Linked DNA regions of Mus musculus: region 2 is linked to region 1. Evidence: chromatin loops called from intact Hi-C (ENCODE). Cell type or tissue: gastrocnemius. All regions are shown on one strand.

What was found. Hi-C counts contacts between places; a loop is a spot of excess contacts. Peaks named below come from ENCODE experiments on the same cell type or tissue, not always from the same donor. Only the 100,000 strongest peaks of a DNase experiment are listed, where the experiment ranks them.
Region 2: it touches region 1 in a loop (4-fold over the local background); 7 of 42 quality-filtered maps call a loop at or near these places.

What each region holds. Positions count from the first base shown.
Region 1 is chr1:91,480,039-91,488,038 of GRCm38, forward strand. Gm28382 (a long non-coding RNA gene) reads left to right here. Exons shown (of 3, transcript XR_003948697.1): 2 at 2,971-3,472; 3 at 3,661-4,737. It also overlaps the pseudogene Gm19085. Among named protein-coding and RNA genes, the nearest start is that of Gm28382, 5.3 kb to the left of the region's middle. In gastrocnemius, no CTCF peak of the experiment used is centred here; DNase peaks (open chromatin) are centred at 3,464, 3,806 and 4,121.
Region 2 is chr1:91,343,960-91,351,959 of GRCm38, forward strand. Espnl (espin-like) reads left to right here. Exons shown (of 9, transcript NM_001033292.3): 9 at 356-4,344. The coding sequence ends at 1,978. Klhl30 (kelch-like 30) reads left to right here and starts at 7,114. Exons shown (of 8, transcript NM_027551.2): 1 at 7,114-7,176. In gastrocnemius, CTCF peaks have their summits at 1,612 (motif pointing left) and 3,151 (motif pointing right); DNase peaks (open chromatin) are centred at 221, 1,156, 1,350, 1,547 and 2 more places; H3K4me3 peaks cover 2,276 bases; H3K27ac peaks cover 4,790 bases.

The DNA of each region.
Region 1 (8,000 bases):
AATGGGATTACCCTGAAAGCAGAGCCCCCCAGCTGCTAATGGGTTCATTCTGGCCAGTTGGGAACCGGCTCCTGTCCCTACCCTATCCCCAGTGCAATCACCATGCAGACAGCAGGCTCACTGTCAAGCCCAGCATAGCCCACATTGACTACAAGGGGACTAATCAGGGTAGACTGAGCATTTGTGGAGAACATTGTAAGTCTCAGCAAGTTGAATGCTTTTGCTTTTTTCGTGTTTGTTTGCTTATAACATTTCACTGCACTCAATAAAAGCAGCCATTCCATGCTCCTCCTTCATGAGGGCTCCCAAGAGTCCAAGAACAAGCCTGGCCCCATTCAGCAGCTTCTTGCATGGTGCAGACCTGTTTTTTTTTGTTTTTTTTTTTCTCAATGCCAGCATTATGCCCAGTATCATCTGTCCTAAATTTATAACAATTGCAAAGCACATATAAAAATTTATCTATTTGGATTGAACAAAGAGAATGGCCTATATTGCTAAATGAATATTGAGAAAACATGTCTGAATCTCTGTCTCAGGAAAGACCAGATATGGGCACCTCTTCCCCCATTATGGGGTCATCTCAGGAGCCATGTTCCAACTGGCCAAGAGTCAATAACTTCTGGAAATCCCAGGCTCTGGGGCCATACCTATCCAGTCCCAGATAAGACCTGCTATCAGCTCTTAATGTTCTCTCTTCATAAAATAGAATTGATATTGGCAGCTCCTTTGAGGATTTGTGTGTGTGGTGCATGTATGTGTGTGTTTGCATGAGTGCAAGTGTTCATGCACACATGAGTGTGTGCATACAGAGACCGGAGATTGACACTAAGTCTCTTCCTCAATCACTCTCCACTCTGTCTATCTAGCCAGGGTGTCTCACTAAACCTGGGGTTTGCCAGTTCAGCTACTGTACTAGCTGTTTTGCTCAGAGAATCCCTTGCAGAATGATCACCACCTCTGACTTGCATTTATGTGGATGCTGAGGATCCAAACCTCTGGTCCACACACCTGTACGTCAAAAGCTTCATCCACTGAGCATCTCTCCAATGCTGACATGTGCCTTTAATCCCAGCACTCCAGAGGCATAGGCACACAGATCTCTGTGAGTTTGAAGCCAGCCTGGTCTAGTTCTAGGACAGCCAAGGCTACACAAAGAAACCCTGTCTCGATAAGAGAGAAAGTCACCGTGATAAAACATCTAGCATGGAATTGAGTATCCCTTCTTCCACTTTTTACACACAGAGCAGCTGTGACTTGGTTCCACTAGCTGGGGACCAAACACTAACAGCATCAGCCTGTCAGGACCGCCCACATTCAAACGACACCACCGTCCTAAGGGATGAGAAATGGAATTTCATTATGATTTGCTTTGCTTTGCTTTCACATGCTTATGTGTGTGTACAAGTGTGGGTGAGCACTTGCCAGAGGGCACATATGGAGGTCACAGGGCAACTTTTGAGAGCCAGGTCTATCCTTCCTTGCTGACTCTTATTGAGGCACAGTCTGTCTTTCTTGTTTCTGCTGCTGAGCTGTCTACTCCAGACTAGCTGGCCTAGGAGGTTTTGGGAGGTTCTCTGTCTCTGCTTACCATCTAGTCCTGGGAATGGTGGGATGCATGCTACTACAGCTAGCTTTTTATGAGGTTCTTGGGAATCAAACTCAGGTTGTGAGGCTTGTGCCCTCACCCATCGAATCATCTCCTGGCTCCTTAATTTACATTTCCTGAGTCACTAACCCCTACCATCTTATTATGGACTTGGTCACTTGCACATCTTCTTTGGAGGAATGTCTGTTTGCACCCTTGCCTGTTGTTATCTGGCGTGTTTTCTTGACTTGTCTTTTCCTGGGGTTCTGAGGACTAAATGAGACAATTCCTGACATCCTCACAGTGTGACTTCCGGAACACGGTGGCTATTGCTGGCCAACAGTAAGACCTGAAACTGCCTTCGTGGCAAACACCACACGGCAAAAATGGAAGGCAGAAGTTTCCAGCAGGCTCCCACCCCTGCTCACTCTGTACCTTTCCAGGCCTCACGGGGGTCACATGCTACTCACCTCACGGTTCCTACTTCTCGGGGTTTGGGCTAGCTCTACTCAGCCTGGCCTCTGCACATAACTGGGTCGCACGGGGGGGGGGGGGGAAGCATGGAGTGTTAGTTTAAGGTCTTATTTACCAGAGACAGAACACATGGACACTCTTGAAAACATGGTTAAACTTTGTAGATAGTCTGGGAATACTTCAGCCTATTCAGCACAGTATACACATTTGAAAAGAAAAAAGAAAAGAACAAGAAAGGGAAGGGAAGGGAAGGGAAAGGAAGGGGAGGGGAGGGGAGGGGAGGGAAGGGAAGGGAAGGGAAGGGAAGGGAAGGGAAGGGAAGGGAAGGGAAGGAAGCAGACTAAAGAATTCCTGAGAGCTAGTTGTCCCAGGAAATGCATGGTGACTCCCATATCATCTGTCTCTGGAAGGCCACTTACTCAGGAAAGATTTTTGATAACTCATTTTAGATGGGGTCTGTCCTCATCCCCACCTTCTGCTTCCCAGGGCGTCCCAAACATTCCTGGCCTCTCTTCTCTGGCCTACCTACCAGACTCCTTCTCCTTTCCTTTTGTGCATGGGCTGGGCCCTGAGCCTCCCAAACAACCCTGTTTATCATTCCCCAACCATGCTCTAAACAACCTTTCTCTAATGCTCTATTCTTGGAATCAAATCAGGACCGTTGCGGAACGGAAACAACATTGGCAGAGATGCAGGAAACGACACCCCCCCCCCAGCCCCTGCAGTATTCATTGCCGGTGTGAAGCCAGTGCTATACCTAGGAAGGAAGTTAAAGTCCCATCTTTATCATAGCTGGTGGCCATTTGAGAATGTTCTTTTCCATGGTCAAGGTCTGTCCCTGAGCTGTCAGGTCTGAAAGGTCAAAACTCACATCCAGCTGTCTGATCCATTCCCCTTTATATTCTGTGCAGTCCTGGATGTCACTTGCCTGGTTCCTGTTGTCTGTGCAATAACAGCTTGATTACCAGCAGCCCCTGAAGTACTTCATCTATTCTCTGGGCCAGGAAGGTCCCAGAGAGGTTCTGCTAGGACTTGACCCTAGTCATCTGTTGCAGTAGAAGACTGAGCTGGATTCTGGAGTAACCATCTATCGCTCGCTGTCTTTGAGAAGGAGGAAGACTGCATAGGGGGCTGGGAAGCTTCCAGAGGGCTAGCCTATATGGGAGACTCATTTTCCCAGTCAAAGGGCTGTATTGCTTCTCCACTGGGAATGTGGCCTTGGAGGTAAGAATTAAGCCTTCCTGGAACTCCATTCCCTGGGAATTAATTTCATATCTGATTCTCAGCCAGCTCTGTTCTTTGACAGCAAGAGTCTGTGCTGTCATGGAGGTCCTCAGCCTCTCTTTAGGCATCCTCAACAGAATGGGAAGAGTCCAAAGTCCTTTCAACTAGTGGAGATGGTGCCCCCTGCTGGTAAGCCGACCTAACCTCACCACAATGAAGGTTGCCCTGTTGTCTCTACAGCAGACTGTCAGGTCTCCCTTTCCTGTACCCTTGCCGATTTAGCTATCAAACCTCATTTTAGGGTCTGCTTTCTGAGACCACGTCTGGTAGAAACTTCTGGAAAGTGGGCTTTAGTTCAACCAATTTTTTGAACACAGGCTGCCTGGAGCAGTGGAACTGAGAAAGAGGACAATGGCCAGGTCTTCCCAGAGAGGAGAGACGCCAGAGGTCCACACTTCCTGGCAGCCACGGGAGCAAGGGCTGTGATCTGAAAGAGCATCTGGTGACATCTACAGCATCTGCCAGGCCACTGTTCGAGCCCCTCACCCATCTAGTCAGCTGACATGTCTCGGGTATCCTGAGGAGACATCCAGGGTCCCAGCTGCTTCGTGGGAGCTTGCATTCCGGACAGATGAGACAGTACAGGTCAGGACACAGCCACGGCAGCTACTTGAGCATCTGGTCAAAGCTGTCTAAGTGGGGCCACGAGGTCAGCAGGAATGAATGACAGGCTTATGGGCATGGAGGGTATAGGTATCCAGGCAAGAGAACTCCCGGTGGGCTTGGTTGAGGAGAATGTGTAGAGTACTTGGAAGCCAGGAAGACTATGAGCTCCCGTGGTGTCTGAGGCGCCTCAGGTCTTGGCATTGGCCTGGGTCCATCTTCTGATCCTTGCCTGCCAAGATTTCTCACTCCAGCAGAAATCTTCAAGGTCACAGTGTCCTGATGGACCTGTATGCCTTGTCCTCGATAATTATTTGGGAGGGCAAATAGTTGCTTAGTTAAGCTGACTTTGTACACTGGTCGACTAGACTTTTCTGGTAAGTGTTGGCCTAGGACTTTAGCAGCAGACGGATTTTGACCCTTTATTTGAGAAATAGGATAAAATGTCTTTGTCCCTCCCTCCCACAGAGCAGAGTGCTCTGTGATCATTAGTTTTAACTGTTTTCTGACACAATCTACAGTTATCTGGGAAGAGAGTGTTAGTGTGGAATTGTTTAGATCAGGTTAGTGAGTGTGGGGTTATCTTTTTTCATGACAACTGTCTTTTTATTTAGTAAGATTGTAACTGAAATATAATTGCATGACTTTCCCTCCTCCCTTTCCTCCCACTGGCCCTTAATATTTCCTCAAACCCTGCACATGTTGCTCCTCTTCAAGTTGCTAGCCTAGTTTTTGGGGGGCGGGGTTGTTGACTTTTTTTAAATCAAACTAATAAAATTTATTTTAAAATATACAACTTGGGCTGGTGAGATGACTTAGGGGGTAAGAGTACTGACTGTTTTTCCAGAGGTCATGAGTTCAAATCCCAGCAACCACATGGTGGTTCACAACCATCTGTAATGAGATCTGATGCCCTCTTCTGGTGTGTCTAAAGACAGCTTCAGTGTACTTATTTATAATAATAAGTAAATCTTAAAAAAAAATAAGATATACAACTCAGTATTGACATCTTTTTAAGTCACCACAATAATTTAGTGGGGGGTTATCTTGATTACATTAACTGATATAGGAAGATCCAGCCCACTGTGGGTGGCACCATTCCATAGGCAAGGGATGCTGCATAAGGGTAGAGAAATGAGTTGGGCAAGAGTTTGTGTGCACTAATCCTTGCTCTTTGCACTCGACTGTGGACGAGTCACAGTCGAGTCATAGATACACAAACAGTTCACTCAATTTCTTGTCACTATGATTTCACTATGATAGACTACCACCTGGAACTGTGAGCCAAATGAACCCTTTCTCCTATATCTTGCTTCTGTCTGAGTATTTTATCATAGCAACAGAAAAAAGAAACCCAGGCATGTGCCAATACAAATGATTCTGTATGTGTCTCCAAGGGTTTAAGCTACCCAGTCAGATCTCCAGCCTAGGGCTCCTAGCATGAAAAACTCAGATCAAACTGCACTGGGCCCCGACCCTGCCTTGGGAGGCAGCAGGGGTGGGGGCTTCCTTTTAGGCTTCTACATGCAACGAGGTTGCAGGACTCTCCCAAGCATCTTAACTACAACTCCTTCACTACCTGGTAAGGCGACAGAGGACTTCAAGGCCAGTAGTTTGCTACTGCACAACAGAAGGCAACTGTTTCTGGTGACAGCTGTCTCCCTAATTCCAGGCTCTCTCCCCTGTTGGATAAACTTCAGTCCCAGAAATGAATGTGAAAAAAGACAGTCATCCCACAATGGGAAATCAGAGGGTCTGTGATCATGTTTCCTACAAAGACATCCTTATTTCTTGGCTCCCTCTGACAATTTCAAACTTAAAATGATTAATAGTTAATATTATTGAGAAATAAGTTGAAGGTATAATGAAATATAAGGAATTAGAACAACTGTCCTACAACCACAACACTGGGAAATAATCTCCAAGAGTCTGAAACTATTGGACTGAGTTTTTCATTCATTCATTCATTCATCCTGTCTGTCTATCTGTCTCTTGCTCACACACACAGGGAGGGGCGTTACTGAGGCCACATTATATAAGGAACATTATAACTTTCCCTTTTTTTTATTAAAACCATGGTATGCTTCTAAATTATAGCCAGATTATTAAGAACCTTTTGAAAGAGCATCTCAAATAATAATTTAACCAGCATTCAACAATTGCCATGTGCCTGTGAAGGTTAAGGCTCAGTGTACTGTCTAGTTGTGTGAGGTTCTTTTGTTTGCTTTTGTCAACTTGACACAAGCTAGAGTCATCTAAGAAGAGGAATCCTCAACTGAGAAAAAGCCTTTATCAGATGGGCCTGTAGGCAAGTTTGTGGAGGGCATTTTCTTGATTAATGGTTGATGGGAAAGGGCCCAGCCCATTATGGGCAGCGCCACCCCTGGGCGGGTAGTGTATGAAAGGTAGCTGAGCCAGCTACAGGGAGCAAGGCAGTAAGCGGCACTTCTCCATGGCTCTGCTTCAGTTCCTGCCTTCAGGTTCTTGCCTTGAGCTCCTGCCTTCACTTTCCTCAGTGATGGACATCCTCTCCAAGATGCTTTTGGTCATGACCTTTATCACAGCAATGGAAAGCAAACTAGGCCAAGCTCTAAAACCACTCTGGAGTGTGGGCATGCCTGTGAGGGAGTTTCTAGTTCAGGTTAATGGAGGTGGGAAGACCCACCCTGAATGTGGGCAGCATCATCCCGTGCCCTGGGACCCTGGACTGAATAAGGAAAATGGCAATGGAACAACAGCATGCATCTCTCCCGCATCCTCACTGCGGGCACAGTGTGAGCAGTCGCCTCTGGGTCCCTGCCATCCTCGCCACGAGGGACAGCACCCTGAGAGAGTGAGCTGCAGCAAGTTCTTACTTTCACAGGTTGCTTCTGTCAGAGTTTCACGGCAGCAATAGGAGAAGGATCTAAAGTGCCTGCGTCTGTCTGAGATGTTGAGGTGCAGAGTGAGCAAAGCAAGTGGGATGAGCCATCCCTCCAGCTCCCTGACCATGCAGCTCACTTTCCAAGGGCCACTGAGGAAGACAGAAAGCAAGTGTCAAGAGTATCGCCTTGTATTACTTTAATAAGACACATACTTTGATGTGAGGCTGGAGCGCCAAATGTGGTATCCTTTTAAACTATATGTATATTTGCTTTCATCTATGGTGTTCTGCAATAACAATATTTAGTTAGTTAGTTATAAAGAGAATTTTTTAAAAAGACTTATGTATTTATTTAATATGAGTACACTGTAGCTATCTTCAGACACACCAGAAGAGCACATCAGATCCCATTACGGATGGTTGTGAGCCACCATGTGGTTGCTGGGAATTGAACTCAGGACCTCTGGAAGAGCAGTCAGTGCCCTTAACCTCTGAGCCATCTCTCCAGCCCTAAAAAGAATTAGCAACTGTTTCCTTTAGGTTTTGTTGAATTAACATACACTGGAGTCACCTGAAAAGAGGAATTCTCAACTGAAGAACAGCCTCCATAGTCTAGACTATGGCAGGTCTGCAGGGCATTCATAGAATTCATGACTGATGGGCAGGGCCATTCCTGGACAAGTTGGTGTGGACTGTATAAAAAAGCAAGCCGACCAAGGCATGAAAAGCAAGCCAAGAAGCAGTGTCTTCTGTGGCCCTGCTTCAGTTCTCAAATAACCATTCTTAGGAAGTCTTCCTTGTACAAAAGGAAACAGGTCCTACGTATCTGTATATGTCTGTATACACACATACAAATGTGTAAGGCAGTCCACTGACCCTGTGTAGTACCGTAATGATGTTTTCAAACACTTGGTGAGATCCAGCGGTATCTCAGTAGAAGCTTCACTACAATATCTTTTGATGTTGATGTAAATCTTCATTCAAAAGTGAGTCTCCTTGTAAAAATGTGCCCTTCTTTATGGAGTTTGAAGACTCAACAGGTGGACTGAATGTCATTGCTGCCATGCTCTATGTCTCAAAAAGTTCAACTGTAGGTCTTTGGCTCAGCTCCAGCTTGAGGGCCTCAGAGCCTTCAGATGGTGCAAGCAGATGTACTGCAAATCTTCACACAATGGGATGGTAAAGTCTCCA
Region 2 (8,000 bases), 140 kb before region 1:
GATGGCTTGTACAGAGCCTCTGTGTTGGCCCCTTGCAGATAGACACTGCCTAGAACAGTAATGTCCATCCCCAGGCTGGTGAGGAGGCAGGCAGGGCTGCTCAGGGTTAAGTGGAGTGCCCAAGTATGTTGGCAGTCAGCAGCACCAACAAGTGTTAAAAGACCATGGGGAGCAAGCAGTACCCATCTTTGCCAGCCTCCCACTCTGGACTGGATTGGCCAGCCGCCAGCTTCACACTGTAAAGCCAGGGGGAGGACCAGCTGGTGTCCAGGGTCTAGGCTTTAGGGAACCAGGCAGAGCACTAGTGAGTATGAGCTGTGATGGGTGGCTGCTGACCCAGCCTTCCTGTGTCCAGGACCAGAGTCAGAGGCAGGACTCAGGGCCCACCGCTGCAGAACAGGCAACTTGGAGATATTCACAGACGCACCAGGCCATCCTGGGCCCCTTTGGAGAGCTGCTGACGGAGGATGATCTTGTATACCTGGAGAAGCAGATCAACGACCTGCAGCTCCGGCGACGCTGCCAGGAGTATGAGAGTGAGTTGGGCCGGCTGGCAGCCCAGCTGCAGGCCCTCCTGCCCGAGCCCCTGGTCAGCATCACCGTCAACAGCCACTTTCTGCCCCGGGCTCCCGGCCTGGAAGACGAGGAAGCTCCAGTCCTGGCGACTGAACTCGAAGCCTCCGAGGAGCCGGGGAAGGCCGAGCCCAGAGGGCAGCCGCTGCCCTTCTGGTGCAGCCACATCGGTCGCCTGGTGCGCAGCATGTCCCTGCTGCTGAAGGGTATGAACGGGCTGGCACAGGGTGAGGAGAAACCACCCTCACCGGTCCCGCAGGACCTAGGCAAGGAGACCATTGCCGGCCCCTCCCGGAGCGAGGCCCAGCGCGAGATCCAAGAGTGCGGAGTGTCAGTTCGGACATTGCGGGGGAACTTCGAGTTTGCCCCTGATCTGCCCTGCGCCTTGAACTCGGGTCCCTGTGAGCTGGGGGTGCGGCCTGGCCAGTGTCTGAGAGGTTGCTGGTCGGCGCCGCCACAGCCCCGAGGCGACGCGATGGGTGGGGAGCCCGGGCCAGGCGACACAGAGGAGGCCAGCGACTCGGGCATCAGCTGCGAAGAGGCCCCGTCAGAGGCCGGCGCGGGTCCAGGGCTGGACCTGGCCAGCTTGCGCAAGGAGCGCATCGTCATGCTCTTCCTCGGCCATTGGAAGAAGTCAGCCTACACGCCCGCGCTCCGGACGGCAGCCTGCAGGACCCTGGAGGCTCAGCGTGCACGATCCAGGGGCCCAGAGGCCGCGGGTAGCCCCCGGCCGTCCTCCCCGCAGCCCAGCGATGGCCCTCGGCTTGGCCACCTGTGGCAGCAGCGTGGCATCATCACCCACCTGCTGGGCACCTGGAAAGCCATCATGGCGCACGTGCCCGCCCGGCAGCTGCGGAGGCTGAGCCGCAGGGAGCGTGGGCCCCTGTCTCCGGAGCAGTTCTTGCCGCACGTGGACGGGGCCCCCGTGCCCTACAACAGCCTCTCGCTGGACCTCTTCATGCTTGGCTACTTCCAGCTCCTGGAGTGCGACCTGCCAGCCGAGGAGCGCAAGATGCGCCACCTGCTGTGCTTCGAGGTTTTCGAGCATCTGGGCGCACACGGCTGGGAGGCTGTGCGAGCCTTCCATAAGGCAGTGACCGACGAGGTGGCCGCGGGTCGCCGCGCCTGGACCGACGGCTTTGAGGACATCAAAGCCCGCTTCTTCGGCTCCAGCCAGGGTCCCCCCTGGGACGTGGAGCCAGGTCGCAAGCTGGGCCTGACACCACTCGGGTCCTTGCCCCATGCTTCCCTTCCTGGCAGCGGCCCTGAACCTGCGGTGCCGCCGAGGCTGGGGTCTGATTCCCAGGGGAGCAGCTTCAACAGCGGAGACATCTGTGGCTACATCGACCGCAGCTTCGCATTCTGGAAGGAGAAAGAGGCTGAGATGTTTAACTTTGGAGAATGACTGTTCACCTGGTGCGATAGGACGCTGGGGGGGGGGGGGAGAGGTTTGGGGTTCCTTTGTTCATTCTTTGTGCTCCCCGGGGGTCAGGTGAAGTGGGCTGACTTCTGTCTGTCTTCATAGAGATCAGAGGTCTCTTAGGCCTTGGTGCCCATCTCTTCTGAGCAGTGACTGGGATCAAATCCTTCTCACTTGTGAGCACAGCCCTCAGACCCTCAAGTGGTCGTATGGGTCTGAGGGTCCTGCAGCCAAGGAGCTGGTTCTGTTTCCAGCTGTCACATGGGTGTCAGTTTTAATGGCTCAGGTGGTCTCAGCTACACGGCCACCTTCTCTACACCTCCCTTTGGGCCTCAGCTCTGGGCCTGCCTCTATTGTTTGTTTGTTTGTTTGTTTTCTGGCAACTTCCTATCTCTAAAACCAGAGGGAGCTGTGTCTAGAGTGACCAATCTCCCTGACAGGAGAGCTTCTGAGACCCCAAAGCCTCAAGGCAGACAAGTGGCCCTGCCCCGATTCTCCTGCTGGTCAGCATAGCTGCTATGGTATGAATGCTAGCAGCATCTCTTCTCTGGCACTGCCTGGACCCTGAAGGAAAGCTCTCTGTTAGGCCTTTGTCTTCCAGCTGACTAACCCTTCCAAGACCCTCAGATGGAGGCCGTGGCTGGGCCACAGGAGGTCCCTAAGAGCAAGGATACCAAGAGGTGAGGAACCCTTTGAATAGAAAGGTTGGTATCCTCTGGAGGGAAACTGGCCTTCAGAAGCTGGGAACAGCTTACAGCAAGGGGCAAACATAGCAGGGGTGTTCATGTGGACATCTGGGTGTCACCTTCCCACTTGGGCACAGAGAAAGGAGTTAAACACCTTGGGGATTCCAGGTACCATAGAGAGCCACAGGAGCCAGGTGCTAGAGAGGGATCCCTCCCCACCCCCAGATTGCTGACTGTAAGATAGAGCTTGTTTGATTCCCGCTTCTGGTGACAGACAGAAGGATGAGTCACCACCCACCTTATGGGGGCCAGGAGAACTGGCCTGGAATCCATGGAGGACTTTGGGGTAGTGACTTTTTGAGGAGAATACAACTGGCATGGGACAGGGATCTGCAGTCAAGTCTCTTAGGGGCAAAGCCATGCACAGTGGGGACAGGCCATCTCCAAGAGTCTCCTACAGTGTCCCCGCATTACCACTAGGGGGAGCAGGGAGTCCTAACCTTGGGCTCTGGGATGACAGTAGAAAGGCAGTCTATACAGACTCAAGACTATGTAAGGGTCCCATAGACGGGGACCTCCAGGGAGATAAAGTTGGCACAGGGCATGGGTTTTGGTGCTGGGGGAGCCACAAAGGGCAGTGGTACAGGTCCTGGCTCCAAGTTGCCTCCAGCCTGGGCCCACCTGGGACCTGCTCTGAGATGGTGGGGTGAATCCTCCTTTTCTGCCTTTGGCTTCCTCTGCCTTTAGAGTCTCATCAGAAGCTGAAGCTGGATATATGTTTGCTAAATAAAATTGCCACCACAATACCCACACACCAGCAAAAGCAAGTGCCCCCTCCCAGCCCCGGCCCTCTGGTGTAAGCTGCACCTTTTAAAGATGGTGGCACATTTTAGTTTGGTGAATTCACACTTGGAGTCTATTCTGGGGGAAATAACTGCATAGCTGATCCTCTTCATCACAGCACCCAAAATGGAAAGTGACCCGAAAGCCCGTGAATAGGAGCTGTGCCTGGTGTCACCTCCAGCCTTGGGAAGGAAGGTATCGCCATGTCCAGATGAAATTTAAACCTGTGTTCTCAAACCAATCTCCTCAAAGCTCATGATTCACCATCAAGTGATCAAAACAGTGACTTGGGCTCCTCCCGCGTCACGCCCAGACTCATGGTTGACAGTCTGTAAGGGATATTGTTATTTGCTGCTGGAGAGTTCTTCTTTATACTTTTCAAACCCGTGTGTGTGATTTTTTTTTTTTCCAAATCACCCTAGGCCTATTTTAAAGGTGCAGCCCTTGGAAGAAATCTGTCATTTTGAGATCCTAGTTGAAAGGGCAACAGAAACCCCATTTGTCTCCATTTAAGGACCAGGCCTGATTCCGAAAAGAAGGCCATAAGCGCCAGCTCCAGGAACAGCCTAAGGATACGCACAAAATGGGGAAATATCTCAGAATGAGCCACCTGTGCTGGGCAGCCCTATCTCATCCTATGGTTAAACATGACATAGAAATGCAGACCTCTAATCACCTGTGACCCACTAGCACTCACAAAGGAAATTTTAGATTACCCTACCTTTTAAAGTAACCTACCTTTATCTAGGGTAACCATTTCAAAAAATGGTTGGCCCCCCGCATGCTGGTTGTTTCTGCAGAATAAACACTCTTTGTTTTTGCATACTCTCTGAGGCTGGGGTCTTCCTTCAGCAATTTTCAGACCCTTATACTAGTGTTGTGTCTCCTGCCTGGTCTGTCATCTGATGATGCACCGAGCCTCTAGTGCCCGCATGGTCTGCTGGGGACCTGCTCACTTGGCACAGCCAGCACTCTCTGTGACAGAGCCTGTGTCACCATTCCTGTCCTTCACTCCCTCTAGACAGAGCAGGGAGGCACTGACCCTGCAAATGGGGTGTTAAGCAAAGCCTTCACCTTGCTTCAGTATCTTTCCCCTAAATGCCTCCCAGACAAGGACACCCATGAGGGTCCCCTATACCACATGAAGTTTAATATCAAAACCGGAGAGAGCGTCTCACTGTGGCCAAGAAACGAGGGACGAAGGAGAAGGTCATGGAGGTGAGTAAGGAGAGAAGCACAGAGCAGGGGCCCTGCACATGGCAGGCCCTGCAGGGCTCTCCTGGGGATGAACAAGTTCTTCCTGGGAATGAGGCTGTAGTGAGTGTCTGCTACATGAATGTCCCCAGCTGCTGTACCAGACAGGAAGATGTCATGTATCCAGCACTCTGCCAGGAGGGCTGTCCCTCAGGGCCACCTGGGACCCTGTCTGTGAGAACATCACTTCCATCCCTAGTGCCCTCCCAAAGCAGCATACCTATGGTTATTCTACATGTGAGAAGGAGGGAGGTACTGATGATACGGCCTAGCCTGCTCACCCAGGCTGAGGTGTCCCTTCTGTGCACTGAGGTATCCTACCTGTGCATTAAAGCACCCTGTACTGGCTGGTTTTGTGGTCAACTTAACACAAGCTGGAGTTATCACAGAGAAAGGACCCTCCCTTGAGGAAATGCCTCCATGAGATCCAGCTGTAAGATATTAGTGATCAAGGATGGGAGGGACCATTGTGGGTGGTACTATCCCTGGGCTGGTAGTCCTTGGTTCTATAAGAAAGCAAGCTGAGCAAGCCAGGGGAAACAAGCCAGTAACATCCCTCTGTGGCCCCTGCATCAGCTCCTGCTTCCTGACCTGCTTGAATTCCAGTTCTGACTTCCTTTGGTGATGAACAGCAACATGAAAGTGTATGCTGAATAAACACTTTCCTCCCCAACTTGCTTCTTGTTACCATGTTTTATGCAGGAATAGAAACTCTGACTAAGACAATTTGGTACCAGCATAGTGGGGTATTCCTATGACAACCTGACCATGTTTCGGGAGGACTGTGGAAGGACTTTGGAATTTTGGGCTAGAAGATCCATTCGGTGTTAAGAGCTCTGTGGGGTGTTCTGAAGGCGCTTGGAAGATAATGTTGAGAACAGTGCAGAAGATGGAGGCCTTGCTTGTGAAATTTCAGAGGGAAGATTAAAGACTCTTATCAGGGCCATTGCTGTTTTGATTGGGAAGATTCTGTAGTTCTGGTTAGCTGGGACTGAAGAATCAGCTGTGATTAACAAGATACCAGAACTAGTAAAGTGAAACCTTTGTATTACTGGGACAATTGATGCTGGTTACCTGGAGCTAAGAAATTAGCGGTGATTAAGAAGAGATTAAGAGCATCATTGAGGTGACATCTTCTGGGAAGTGTTTTCTGAGAGTACAGAGGCTGTGTTCCAGAGATAGCCAAGGTTGTACCTTGGGCTGTGGCTGGACTTGGTAATGTGTAAGAGTCATCCAGTTGGTACTGGTTTTGGAGGCATGAAGGGGTCATGAAGAGCAGCTGAGCTCGGCACTGTGAGAGGCCACGGAAGGTCATTGGTGAAGGTAGAAACCCTTTCCTCCCCAACTTGCTTCCTGGTCATGTTTTGTGCAGGAATAGAAACTGACTAAGATCCCCCTTACCTGGGAAGCTTGGCTCTCGCCCTCCTCAGTTCCCTGGCACAACCTGACGTTGGGTGGCATCAGTAACCTAGACTCTGTCTGTGAAGTGTGTCCCCATGAACCACACACTGCATGGAAGATTACAAACTTCAGCTGCTTTATTTTTAGATGACCCTATTTCTCCGCTGCCTGGAGCACCCAGGAAGGAGGGAAACACCAGGGCAGCCCAAGGCCAAGGCTTTGTTTGTTATGTAGAGAGAACCCCAGGCTCTCCCACCTGCACACCCAGGTGTCAGGGAGCCTGTCCATGCCCTGAGCACAGCCTTTACCCCTGAAGTCTCACCCACTTTCACCATGGACCCCAAGCTTTGAGACTAGGCTGACCAACCTGTGCTTACTCAAGATAAGTAAGCAACAAGTGCAAGCTGTTAAGTGCAAGCCCAGAGCAAGTGCAGAGCTAGCTCTAGATATGTCCCACAACAGTTAGGGAACCTCCCTGCTCCAAGAGCCCAAGAGACATCACCCTCTCAGGCGCCATGTTGTCCCATTCCACAGAGGGACCATGGCTATCTGGGTCCCTGTCAGTTCAGCATGAAGCAGTACAAGAAGGTCCTGAGCAACCTTCTATGGCCCGACAGACCCCAGTACAGACTCCTGCTGTCTCCACCCTGCATGTGTCTGTCTTACATTCTCGGCTCCCCCACCTCAGCCTAACTGCCCGGGATGAATCAAAGCACCAACTTGTCCAAGTTCCCTACTGCCCCTACTGTAACCCAGAGACCTCCTGTGTGATAGAGACAGTGTAGCTTTTCAAAGGAGACAGTCTTCGAAGAGCTGTGACCTCACTCCTCCCCCCCTTTCACCCATACAGAAGCTAAAAATACCCCTAAGTTCCCACGTGGTCTGCCCAGCCCAGCCTAGCCCAGCCCAGCAGGTCTCCTTTGTGGCCCACACTTCAGCCTAAGTCCTGCCCTTTGGTCTATGGTCTCAGCAAGGAGCCCTAAGGGAGTCTACTAACAGGTAAGACCAGGGGTTCTATAAGGAGGTGAGTTCTGGCTAAGCTTAGCAGAGCCGTCTACAGGCAAGGGGCTCCTGGGAGCTGGGTGGGCTCAGAGAGAGAAGTCGGACTTCAGGAATGCAGTCAGAGCTGCATTAGCAGGGCTGAATTAAAGCTATTGGCATGAGCATGCCCTGGTAAGACTCTGAACTCCCACTTTACCCTCCAGCCTCCGTGGGGCTACAGGGCAGCAGGTGTCTGAAGGTGTCTCTGAGGTCCCTTGGAGACGTGCAGCATGCACAGGCCTGGTTGAACCATTGTAGCTATGAGCCAAAGAGTCCAGCAGTGACCGGAATGCAAGGCCTGTGGGTGTTGCCTTGGGCACAGCCCTTCCTGCACATGCCTCAGCTAAAATACTATAACCCCAACCAGAGGCCTCCCTAAGAGGTTAGACAGAATGGATTCCTGGTGGCTTTGAGGGTCCTGAGCTTCCCTTTGTAGGCCTAAGCCAAGGCTGCTCCTTGAACATCCTCCTGAGTAGATGCTTAGGTAGGTCCCTGTGCTGTAGGAAGGAGAGGGCATGGGGATGGGGGTGTGGGTCTCAAGTGCCCAACCAGCCCCAAGCCGCAGGCCCTGTGGTTTGCCAGTTCACTGGATAGTGCTCATCCTTTGATGTCCCTGTGTTCTAGGAATCCACCAGTCTTGCTAATCCTCTATCACTGGTGACTGTGTGAGGGACCCCTGGGAGGGCAATACACTACCACTGTGCGGCTTTCAGCTGTGAGGGACTCTGTGTATACCCTCCCATCTCTCCTTAGCGTTGTCCCTCCCCCTCCCCCTTCATGCT